2 separate regions of the Homo sapiens genome follow, and region 2 is linked to region 1. Evidence: read pairs that join two places in POLR2A ChIA-PET (ENCODE). Cell type or tissue: IMR-90. All regions are shown on one strand. Each heading gives the region's core, and the rest is flanking DNA. Links, peaks and the distances in the headings are about the cores only. Region 1 has its middle 19 kb from the start of BOK-AS1. Region 2 overlaps ATG4B (autophagy related 4B cysteine peptidase).

Evidence for each region. Peaks named below come from ENCODE experiments on the same cell type or tissue, not always from the same donor. Only the 100,000 strongest peaks of a DNase experiment are listed, where the experiment ranks them.
Region 2: POLR2A ChIA-PET joins it to region 1 with 5 read pairs; 2 of 35 experiments call an interaction of 5 or more read pairs at or near these places.

What each region holds. Positions count from the first base shown.
Region 1 is chr2:241,575,228-241,580,594 of GRCh38, reverse strand. No RefSeq gene overlaps it. Among named protein-coding and RNA genes, the nearest start is that of BOK-AS1, 19 kb to the right of the region's middle. RefSeq lists enhancers at 124-623, 624-1,125, 4,350-4,850. In IMR-90, for the core only: no CTCF peak of the experiment used is centred there; a DNase peak (open chromatin) is centred at 2,854; H3K27ac peaks cover 235 bases.
Region 2 is chr2:241,656,456-241,661,822 of GRCh38, reverse strand. ATG4B (autophagy related 4B cysteine peptidase) reads right to left here. Exons shown (of 13, transcript NM_013325.5): 7 at 2,636-2,715. Among named protein-coding and RNA genes, the nearest start is that of ATG4B, 21 kb to the right of the region's middle. RefSeq lists enhancers at 198-697, 698-1,199, 3,572-4,347. In IMR-90, for the core only: a CTCF peak has its summit at 2,336 (motif pointing right); a DNase peak (open chromatin) is centred at 2,332.

The sequences.
Region 1 (5,367 bases), core at 320-5,319:
TCTTGGTTCATTACAACATTAACATTATTTGCTTTATTCTACATATAAATGCATATAATCATTTCAAAATAAGCCTGGGCAACATAGTAAGACCCCACCTCTACCAAAAAAGGTATTGTTAACAATGACTACTGGTCAAAGTTTTTTTCTGCTAGCTTTTTTAGACCTTTCCCTTTGAAGATACAAAGTTAAAATATGATGTAATTGGATTAACTACTCTGCGCTTCTGTCACCAACTTGATACACAAGTCCATTTGTTTAAATTCTAGAAATTGTTATAATTTGTTTTGCGAATACAAATCATTTGACTGGCTTTCTTGTCAGAACTGTAAAACCAGGCACATTTGCTCCACACAGGCCTCTAGCACAGCTACCGAGTGCTCCGGTAAGCTCGCCGTGGGTTAGCTCGCCGTGGATTAGCTCACCGTGGGTTAGCTCGCCGTGGATTAGCTCGCCGTGGGTTAGCTCGCCGTGGGTTAGCTCGCCGTGGGTAAGCTCGCCGTGGGTTAGCTCGCCGTGGGTTAGCTCGCCGTGGGTTAGCTCGCCGTGGGTAAGCTCGCCGTGGGTTAGCTCGCCGTGGGTTAGCTCGCCGTGGGTTAGCTCGCCGTGGGTAAGCTGGCCGTGGGTTAGCTCGCCGTGGGTTAGCTGGCCGTGGGTTAGCTGGCCGTGGGTAAGCTGGCCGTGGGTTAGCTGGCCGTGGGTTAGCTGGCCGTGGGTTAGCTCGCCGTGGGTTAGCTGGCCGTGGGTTAGCTCGCCGTGGGTTAGCTCGCCGTGGGTTAGCTGGCGGTGGGTTAGCTCGCCGTGGGTTAGCTCGCCGTGGGTTAGCTCGCCGTGGATTAGCTCACCGTGAGTTAGCCAGCAGATCCCCTCATGCTGGGCCTTGGGTTGTTTCCAGTCTTTGGCCAATCAAATGTCAGAGTTGGACCCAGCACCTCCGTTGGGACTGCAGAGTGCTTGTCTTCTAAGTCTGGTTAGAAGGGCATTTCCACATCCTTGTGGATTCTGGCCATCGTATCTTAAGGATACATTTCTGGAAGTGGGATTGCCAGTCGGCGGGGAGAGGCTCATCTGGCTTGTCTGGGTGTTGTCCCTGTCCCCAAGGGGCCAGGCGTTCTGCATCCCCACAGCATTGTAGGAAGTCCCTGCCCCCCTCAGCAGCCGAATCTGGTGTCAAATTTGGATTTGGGTCAATCTTGTAGGTGAGAAATGGAGTCTTGGGGTGGTTTTGGTTTGCATTTCTCTCTCTCTTTTTTTTTTTTAATCATTTTCTTGATTTTCCAAACTCATGAGCTCGTTTGAATAAGGAATATTAATCCTAATATTTCTCATTTTAAGTTATAATTTTTATTGAGGTAAAATATACATAAAACAACATTTTTATCAGAGTCCTATAGATGGTTAAAAAAATTCACCATTTTAACCATCTCTTAAAGTCTACAATTTAGCAGCATTTAATACATTCATAACGTACAACCATCACTTCTGTGTGCTTCCAAAGCCTTCATCACGCCAGAAGGAGACCCCGCGCCCGTTCAACACCATCCCCCCACCCTCAGTCCCCGACAGTCACTGCCCTGCTTCCCACTCAAGTCACCGACACTTTGAAAATGTGCTATGTTATAAAACTTTTTTCCCAGTATACATTTTGTCTTTTATCACTCCTGGGTTTTAAGTCATATTTAAGAAGATTTTGCCCACTCCCCGGTGATGAAGGAATTCACTTTTTCCTAGTACTTTTGACCCATTTGGAATTTGTCTTAGTGTATGGTATGAAGTGCAGATTCATTTTCGTCTTTCTCCAAGTGGTTAACGTTTAACCACTTGTATTAACAAGTCCATCCTTTCCTCACCGGTATCATATGCTACCTTATAGACTGAATGTTCTAGGCACTGGGGTCTGTCCCCGGGTTTTCATGTCCCTGGGCCTGCTTGCCTACATGGGTCCTGGTGTCATGTGGTTCCATTACGGAGGCCAGGAGATGGTTCGGGGGCAGAGGACCTCTCCATTTCTTTTGCAGAGTTTTCCTGGCTATTTTTACACTCCTGTGCACTTCCTCTCTCACATGAACTTTATAATTAGTTTTCTAGATCTGGGGAAAAGCATGCGGCGTTTTTATAAGGATTACATTACATTTATAAATTTACTTTTGTAGAATTGTCTTGCTTAGGAGAGTTTTCTTATCCAGGAACATGGTCTTTCTTTCTGTCTTAATTCATTTTCTGTTGCTATGACTGAATACCACAGAGTGGGTAAGTTATAAAGAAAAGAATTTTATTTCTTACAGTTCTGGAGGCAGGGAGTCCAAGGTATAGGAGTTGCATCTGGTGAGGACCTTCTTGCTGGTCAAGACTCTGCAGTCTCAAGTGGTGCCGGGCATTATGTGAGGGTCTCATGAGAGACGGCAAAGCTGGCTTTTATAACCAGCCCCCTGGTGATAACTGCTCCACTCCCTGAGAACCCATTAGTCCATGAATGGATTAGTCCTCATGAGCCAATCACCTCCCCAGAATCCCATCCCAGCACTGCTGCATTGGAGTCCAGGTTTCCAACACATGAACTTTTGGGGAATTCATTCAAACCATGGTGGTGTTAAAATCGACTTTGGTGTCTTTATGGTCTATTTAAAGTTTTTCCCATTTAGGGTTTCACATTTCTTTTACGCATGGGGATTTTTATCTTTTTGTTGCTGTTAAAAATGGGTCATCTCTTCCACTCTGTCTTTGAACTGAAAGTATGCACAAAGATCTCTGTGTGCTACTTTAAATCCTGCTGTTTCTCTGAATTCTCTTAGTGTTTGTAACATCACTTTCTTGTGCTGGAAATATAACAAAGTATTTGATCCAAGAAGCATCTGGCAGGAAGCCTGGGCAGGAGGGGCACCTTGAGCATGGGCTTCCTCCTCCCCTTTCCTCTGTCTCTTCTCCTACCGGCTGCTTTCCTTCTCTCCCATCTGCTGTCCACCAGGCAGGCGTTGCCAGACCACCCCAGAGGTCCCCTCTTCATGTTTCTTGAGGCTGCGTGGGGGGAGGGCATGATAGAGGGAGGCAGGGCTTCGAAGGAGGCACTCGGGGGAGGGGGGGGCGAGGAGAGGATGGGGCATGCGAGGGGGCCTTGTCCTCCAGCTTTGTCAGAAGCCTAATGTGCCCTGTGGCCTGAGCTGGCATCAGACAGGCTTTAAGAGGAGAATGTCAGCTGGGTGCGGTGGCTCACACCTGTAATTCTAGCACTTTGGGAGGCCGAGGTGGGTGGATCCCTTGAGGTCAGGAGTTCGAGACCAGCCTGGCCAACATGGCAAAACCCCATCTCTATGAAAAATAGAAAAATTAGCCAGGCGTGGTGGCAGGCGCCTGTAATTCCAGCTACTCAGGAGGCTGAGGCACAAGAATCACTTGAACCCGGGAGGCAGAGGTTGCAATGAGCCAAGACTGCGCCACTGCACTCCAGCCTGGGCGACAGAGTGAGGTCCTAAAAAGGGAAGAATATCGCTGCATCAGAAAGCAGGAAGGTGGGGCCTGCCCGGGGCCATGGCCCTGCAATGAGTTTGGCCCAGAGGCACAGACAGACAGGAGACCAAAGTGAAATGAATGAAAATGGACTGGACCCGATCGGAGGACTGAGGAGAGCCAGGCCTCAGGGCACCTGGCATTTGTTCCCTGGATGGATCAGGGGAACTGAGGAGAGCCGGGCCGCAGGGCACCCTGGCGTTTGTTCTCTGGGCGGATCAGGGGAACCGAGGAGAGCCGGGCCGCAGGGCACCCTGGCGTTTGTTCCCTGGATGGATCAGGGGAACCGAGGAGAGCCGGGCCGCAGGGCACCCTGGCGTTTGTTCCCAGGGTAGGGGAGCTCTAGCATGGCACACAGTAGCAGAAGATAGCAGGTTGTGGTCGGCCCATGTAGAGATTTTAGAAACATCTCACACTTCATGAGATCTTAGAAACATCTCACACTTCAGGTTCAGTCACCCGTGTCCAGTGTCCACAGGAAGGCCTGTGCAAGGCCTCATGGGAAACAGGGTGGTCCACCAGGCCTGCCCTCAAGGGGGCCCCGTCCCGGAGAAGCAGATGCACAAAGCTGAGGGACACAGGTCGTGGGCCTTCTTGTGTGGCTCCTTGGCCACGGCACCGCAGCACCTGAGAGCCACCGCTGGAGAGGCAAACGAGCCCTGCAGCAGGCCCGAACCAGAGTTCCTGGGCACGGCCGCGTGCACCCAGTCGGGAGCTTCCCTGCTAAGGGTCAGCGAAGGCTTGGGGTGCTGGCATTAGGGCTGGGTCCTGAGGGAAGATGAGGGAGAGAAGTATAGGAGGAGGAGGGAGTTGAAGGCTGCAGACAGGAGGAGGAAGGGGAGGGAGTAGGGCTGCCAGGGGAGGGGTGGAGGGCTGGATAAGGAGGAGGGCTACAAAGAAAAGAGTAGAGCTGCAGGGAAGGAGGGTGGAGGGCTGCAGCGGGAGGAGGAGAGGGAGGAAGGCTGCAAGGGGAGGAGGAGTATTGCAGGGGAGGGGGAGGAGAGCTGGCAGGGGAGGAGGAGGAGGGCTACAAAGAAAAGAGAACTGCAGTGGGAGAAGGAGAGTGGTGGAGAGTTGCAGGGGAAGGGGAGAGGGAGGAGGACTGGAGGAGGAGGAGGGATGTAGGAGGAGGGTAGTGGAGGGCTGCAGAGGAGGAGGAAGAGGAGAATAGGGAGGACAAATCCACTCTAGCAGGGGAACGAAAGCAGCATGGGGCAGACAAATCCACTCTAGCATTCCAATCTCCCTAAGCCTTTGAATCCCTTCTTCTACACTAACCATGGGCGGCCAGGCATGTCCAGTTATCCCATGGTGGGCCATGTTTTGGCCCATGTTTCAGCCAAGCAGCCAACCAACCAATTAGAGCCCTTTCTAAATGCGGAATCTCTGCTTAGTGAGCCCGTATCAATAAACTTGGCCTGATCTAACTCTGTGTTCCTCCTACCATTCTCCCAGGCCCTCAATATGCATTCCCACGGTCCTGGGATTTCTATGTAAACTGGAAAACTCACGTTCTCTTTGGTAAGTGCATCTCCTCATGGTCACGCCCTGTATCTCTAGGGGCTGCCCAACATCAGTCTAGTTCCATGTCTAGAAGCAAAGAGGGGTGGGGGCAGATCCTGGGAAGCAGCAGCTTGGTCCTGCTAGTCAGCAGCCTCAGGGCAGTCCCATTTCCTCAGGCAGTACAGGGTTAACCCACTCAGATGGAGTTGGGGAGGCTACCACTAGGGTTAGGAAGGCCTCTTCCACTGAAGACTCATCAGGATTTAGGGGTTGTCTTCACTGTTCATCAGGGTCACCCCACACATCCTCATCCCAACTGACAGGATCCCATTCCTTCCTAACCAATGCCTTCATTTGCAC
Region 2 (5,367 bases), core at 316-5,315, 81 kb before region 1:
GAAGAGCATGCTAAGGATGTCCTGGCTGGCCTTTGACTGGGGGTGGACAGAAGGATGAGTTGCGGGGGGGATGGGTTGGTGGATGGGGACACTGTAGGCAGTAAGGTCTCCCCTTACCCCACAGGCTTCACCTAAAATCTGAGTGGGAACACCGTCAGGCAGCTCTTTCGCTGCAGGAAGAAGCTTTAGTGGAATTTCTGAATGGCATCAGTCTTCTCCTATCTAACTGCTCCTTCCACAAGCAGTTCCGAGAAACTAGAAGAAAAGTCCTTGCTTAGCCAAGGACACGTCTGTTTCTCTAGCTTCGGCTTTGCGGACTTCTTCCTCAGACGTCCTCCCTTGCGCACTCTTAGCAGCACGACTGAAAAAAGCAGCCTGCTTCCTGCCCTCCCCCCACTACTCCCTCCTGGGGCTTTTGGTAGGGGTCATTCAGAACGACCCCGATGTCCTCCTCACAACACCACGCCACACTCAGGAACCCAGAAACCCAAGCCTTGTGCATCAATGCCAGTGCCTTTGCTGGCTGGATGTGGATGCCTTTCTTCCTAAATGGGGGCATCAGGCACCTTCCACATGCTCCTGTGAGGAACAGTGTCCTTTCAGGCAGCTGACGCAGTGAGACGAAGCCAGTCAGACCAGGCAGCCTCCACATCCTCCCGGGAGCCACCATCCCCAGGGGCTGGGAAATGCAGATTCAAGCTCTTCCAGGACCTGACTCCACTCTCACTCTGACAAGCCACGTTTCAGCAGCACTGCTTTGGGCAGCCCTGAGACTCCCGAAGGGACGGAGCTGGAGTCCACACAGACAAGCTGCCCCCAACACTCCCACCAGTGCTACCTGCACCCAGAGGGACGGAGGTTCTAGGAAGCCCTGACCCTTGCGCCTTCCTGGCCACTGCACCCAGCAACAGCCTCCCTAATCCGAGGCCAGGGACTGAGGTGTGACTTGGTGAGATCCTGAGCACGCGTGCGGAACGAGGGGGTAAGTGATTTCCCCAAACACGGGAGGGAGGATGGGGCAGTGAACAGGGAACTAAGGTATAATAGTATATTGTGTAGCCAGTTAATAATTACAATGCTGTCACTCATGGCCAGGAGAAAATACTTAGGAAACTATGTAAGTTTTTGAAAAGCACAGGAGAAATACTGAGAGTAAGAATGTCAAAATGCTCATATGAGTTATTTCTGAGTGGTAAAATCAATAATTTTTCTCTTTCTTTGTACTCTTCCTGTGTTTCCAATGTTTTATAAAAATTTCAAGAAACAGAATGGAGGAAAAAGGCAGATGGAAGAAACAAACACCCTTTGGTTATGATCCCAAGTTCAAGTCTCTGAGGAACAGAATCCTGGAAGGAGAGCCTGCTGTGGCAAAGCTCTCAATGCTGCAGAAGCCAGCCTCACTCTCCCTTATAAAGTCCTGCCTCACTCCCTCCGCTGTGTCACAATGCCCCCGAGGATGGCCAGACGATGAAGAAACAGAATGGAGAGGCAGGGAAGGGGCGTGTCTGTGACCCAGCACACACCTGTGTGGTGACCTGGCACACCCACAGTCACAGGGCAGGACCCACTCCCACTGTGAATCTGTGCGCAGTTACGGCTGTGGCTCTGAATGAGGTCTTTTTTTTGGGGGGCGGGGGACGGATTCTCGCTCTGTGGCCAGGCTGGAGTGCAGTGGCGTGATCAAGGCTCACTGCAACCTCCGCCTCCCAGGTTCAAGCGATTCTTCTGCCTCAGCCTCCCGAGTAGCTGGGACTATAGGCGCGTGCCACCATGCCCAGCTAGTTTCTGTATTTTTAGTAGAGACGGGGTTTCACCATGTTGGCCAGGCTGGTCTTGAACTCCTGACCTCATGATCCACCCACCTCGGCCTCCCAAGGTGCTGGGATTACAGGCATGAGCCACCGCGCCCGGCCTAAATGAGCTCTTTCTTATGGAAAATTGGATTCAAGGCAATAGCCTACATGTAGAACTTCAATAAAATTGGAATTGAGGGAGTTTTGAGAAGTTCCTTGGGAAAAAGGTGGCCCTGAGTGAAAAAGGCAATGAGGCATTTTTAAGAGTTCTCAGCTTGGCTACATCATGGAAGGTGAAACATGAATTTGGAACTCACTCAATGAGCCCATTTGTTAAAACTGAGCCACAGTTTTCCTCCTAGATGTAAATGTTGCCACGCCCAGGTTCCTTCAGGGTTGCAGCAGACCTTTCTTCCAGAAAGCTGAAAAGAGCTCTGCCTTCACGACGTGCCTTTGCTCGAGATGGTGCAGCTAGAGATGGTTGCTACATCTCTCTGTCGCACATCAAGGCACGCAAAATAACTTCACCAGAATTCCCACACGAGGGCGCCTAAGCACAGCAGGGCCTTCATAAACGATTTGTAACCAAGACACAAAACACGACGTGAGATACCAAGTCGCGGCCTCCAGACAGCCTGGGCTCTCCTCTCTTGGTATGACCGCCGGGATAGGAGAGCGAGGCCACCGTGCATCTGGCTTGGCGCACAGGCCCCACGGAGCACCTGCACGGCATGGGGCGACTGACAACACTCGCCGAGGCTCCCGTGGGGACTCAGGCGAGGAAGTGTGTATGTTGCCCGTGATTTCAACTTTCTTGTCCATGGAAACTCTGAGCCACTTACTGATTTCCTCCATCACAACAGTGTTGTCCATTGCAATGTGGACCGCCAAGGAGCTCCACGTATCGAAGACAGCAAGCTTCCTACAGAGAGTAGGAGAATGACCATAAGCTTTTGTACAATTCAAAGACGGTTCATCTTTGCAGCTATAGCTGCGCGAAGGAGGGTTCGCGTTAGAGGTGCTTCTCGGATGAGAAGGGCCAAGGCTCCTAAAATCCGGGGCACAGCCAATGCCACAGACAGGAAGAAAGCTGAGGGTAAATCTGCTTCTTCTCGCCTGAGGCCCAGGGGTCCTGCCCTTGCCCCAGCCTCCATTCATAGAGAGCACACGCAAGAGGCTTTTGAGTGGCCTGGTTTTCTGGTCTCACTGGCACAGAGGCAGGAACTAGAACATGAACGCAGCTCTGAGACGCTGTGGGTTTTGCCAACTTTGAGGCAGGCCTCCCAGCACCTTCACGCTCTGCTCTGCTCTCCCCTCCACCAAACACGCTGAGCTGACAACCAAGGAATCTGAGTCCTTATAGAGAAATCTGCAGCTTAGTGGGAAGCACGACTGTGCACGCCAGTGAGGAGGAACCATGGCCTTGGATTTCCCCTTCTGAGGGAAGGGCAGATTCTGCAGCCAAAAGTCTAACACGACTCTGATCTCATCTCAGGTCTGGCGGAGGTGGGGTCAGAGGACCTCAACAAAAGGTAAAACAATAGAAAAGGCCCTGAGGCAGCAAAGACCTGGTGCTCCCGGGGACAGAATGCAAGACCTGTGGAGGGGAGCTGGGTGGGGGTGGAGCAGGGGACTGGGGTGACCACACAGAGCCCCTCCCAATGCACAAGCCCAGGGGGGACACTGGGAGGACAGCCTGCCCCCCACTGCCCCCCTGCCCCACCACCTTCCTCCTCCCATCTCCAGCCCAGCTGCAGTGCTGAAGATGGGAGGACAGCCTGCTTCCCCGCCCCACTCCCACACCACCTTCCTCCTCCCACCTCTAGCCCAGATGCAGTGCCGAAGACGCACCCACACACAAGGGACACAGCAGCACTGGCAAAGCTGACCTGGCGGAGGGCAAACAAGGAAGCAGCAGCCACGTGGGCCGGTGGTCAACACTGCAGAGAACAGTAACGCAGGAACGGGGAGTGGCACTACTAACGTAGCCACAGGGAAGACCTTGGTGCCAAAGGGTACCTGGGCAGACATGGGGCGCAACCCAGGCAGGTGTCGGGGGAACAGGGTCCAAGTGCCAGGCACCACACATGCAAAGGCCCTGAGGCTGGTGTGTCCCAGGAGCACAACGTGTCATGCCAGGGAGGTCGGGTAGAGCCCCGCCTGAGTCAGCAGTGAAGAGCCAGGGCGGTTCAAGGCAGAGCAGTGGCCAATATGTTTTATGCAGATGGCTCTGCTGTTATTTGCTAAAGAGACTCTAGGATGACAAAGAGAGAAGGAAGATCAACAAGAAAGAAGAAGATGGGGCTGGGACCAGCACAGGGAGTGAAAGGATGAACACTGGTCAGAGTCTGGACATATTTTGAATGGGCCCACTGAAAGAAAGAGGAATTGATATTTTGAATGGGCCCACTGAAATAAAGAGGAATTGGCCAGGAGCGGTGGCTCATGCCTGTAATCCCAGCACTTTGGGAGGATGAGGCAGGTGGATCACGAGGTCAGGAGTTCAAGACCAGCCTGGCTAACATGGTGAAACCTTGTCTCCACTAAAAATACAAAAATTAGTTGGGCATGGTGGCATGTGCCTATAATCCCAGCTACTGAAGAGGCTAAGGCAGGAGAATTGCTTGAACTGGGACCCGGGAGGCGGAGGTAGCAGTGAGCCCAAGATTGCACCACTGCACTCCAGCCTGGACTACAGAGCTAGACTCTGTCTCGGAAAAAAAATAAAAAAAAAAAAAAGAAAGAGAGGAGTCCTGGCCAGGCGCGGTGGCTCACGCCTGTAATCCCAGCACTCTGGGAGGCGAAGGCAGGTGGATCACGAGGTCAGGAGTTCAAGACCAGCCTGGCCAACATGGTGAAACCCCATCTCTACTAAAAATTGAAAAAATTAGCTGGGCATGGTGGCGGGTGCCTGTAATTCCAGGTACTGGGGAGGCTGAGGCAGGAGAACTGCTTGAACCGGGACCCAGGAGGTGGAGGAAGCAGTGAGCCCAAGATTGCACCACTGCACTCCAGCCCAGGCTACTGAGCTAGACTGTCTCAAAAAAAAAGAAAAAAGAGAGGAGTCCTGGCCAGGCACGGTGGCTCACGCCTGTAATCCCAGCACTTCGGGAGGCTGAGGCAGGAGAATCACTTGGGATTCTGAGCAGAGATCATGCCACTACACTCCAGCCTGGCGACAGAGCGAGACTCCGTCTCAAAAAGAGGGGTCTAGAACAATCCCAGATTTTGGTTTGAGCACCTGAAGGACCACTGTAGGAGAAGCAGGCTGGGGCCAGCACGGGCTCTGGCTGTCAGGTCACCATGCACACAGATACCCAGGTGGAAATGCAGAATAAGCAGCTGGACCTGAGCTTGGAGTCCAGGGACAAATCAGCCCTGGAAGCCGTCCATGTGCCTGAGTGCCACAGCACTTGCAGGTTGGGGAGGATCATCCAGCAACAGGGGCGGGGGCTGGTGGGGAGCAGGCAGGGGACCAGGAGAAACAGCGAGCATGGCGAGTGGCCTGGTGCTTCCAGAGAAACAGCGCTGACTTGGTGGGGCCACTCCAGGCAGCAGCAAGAGAAGTGTGAGT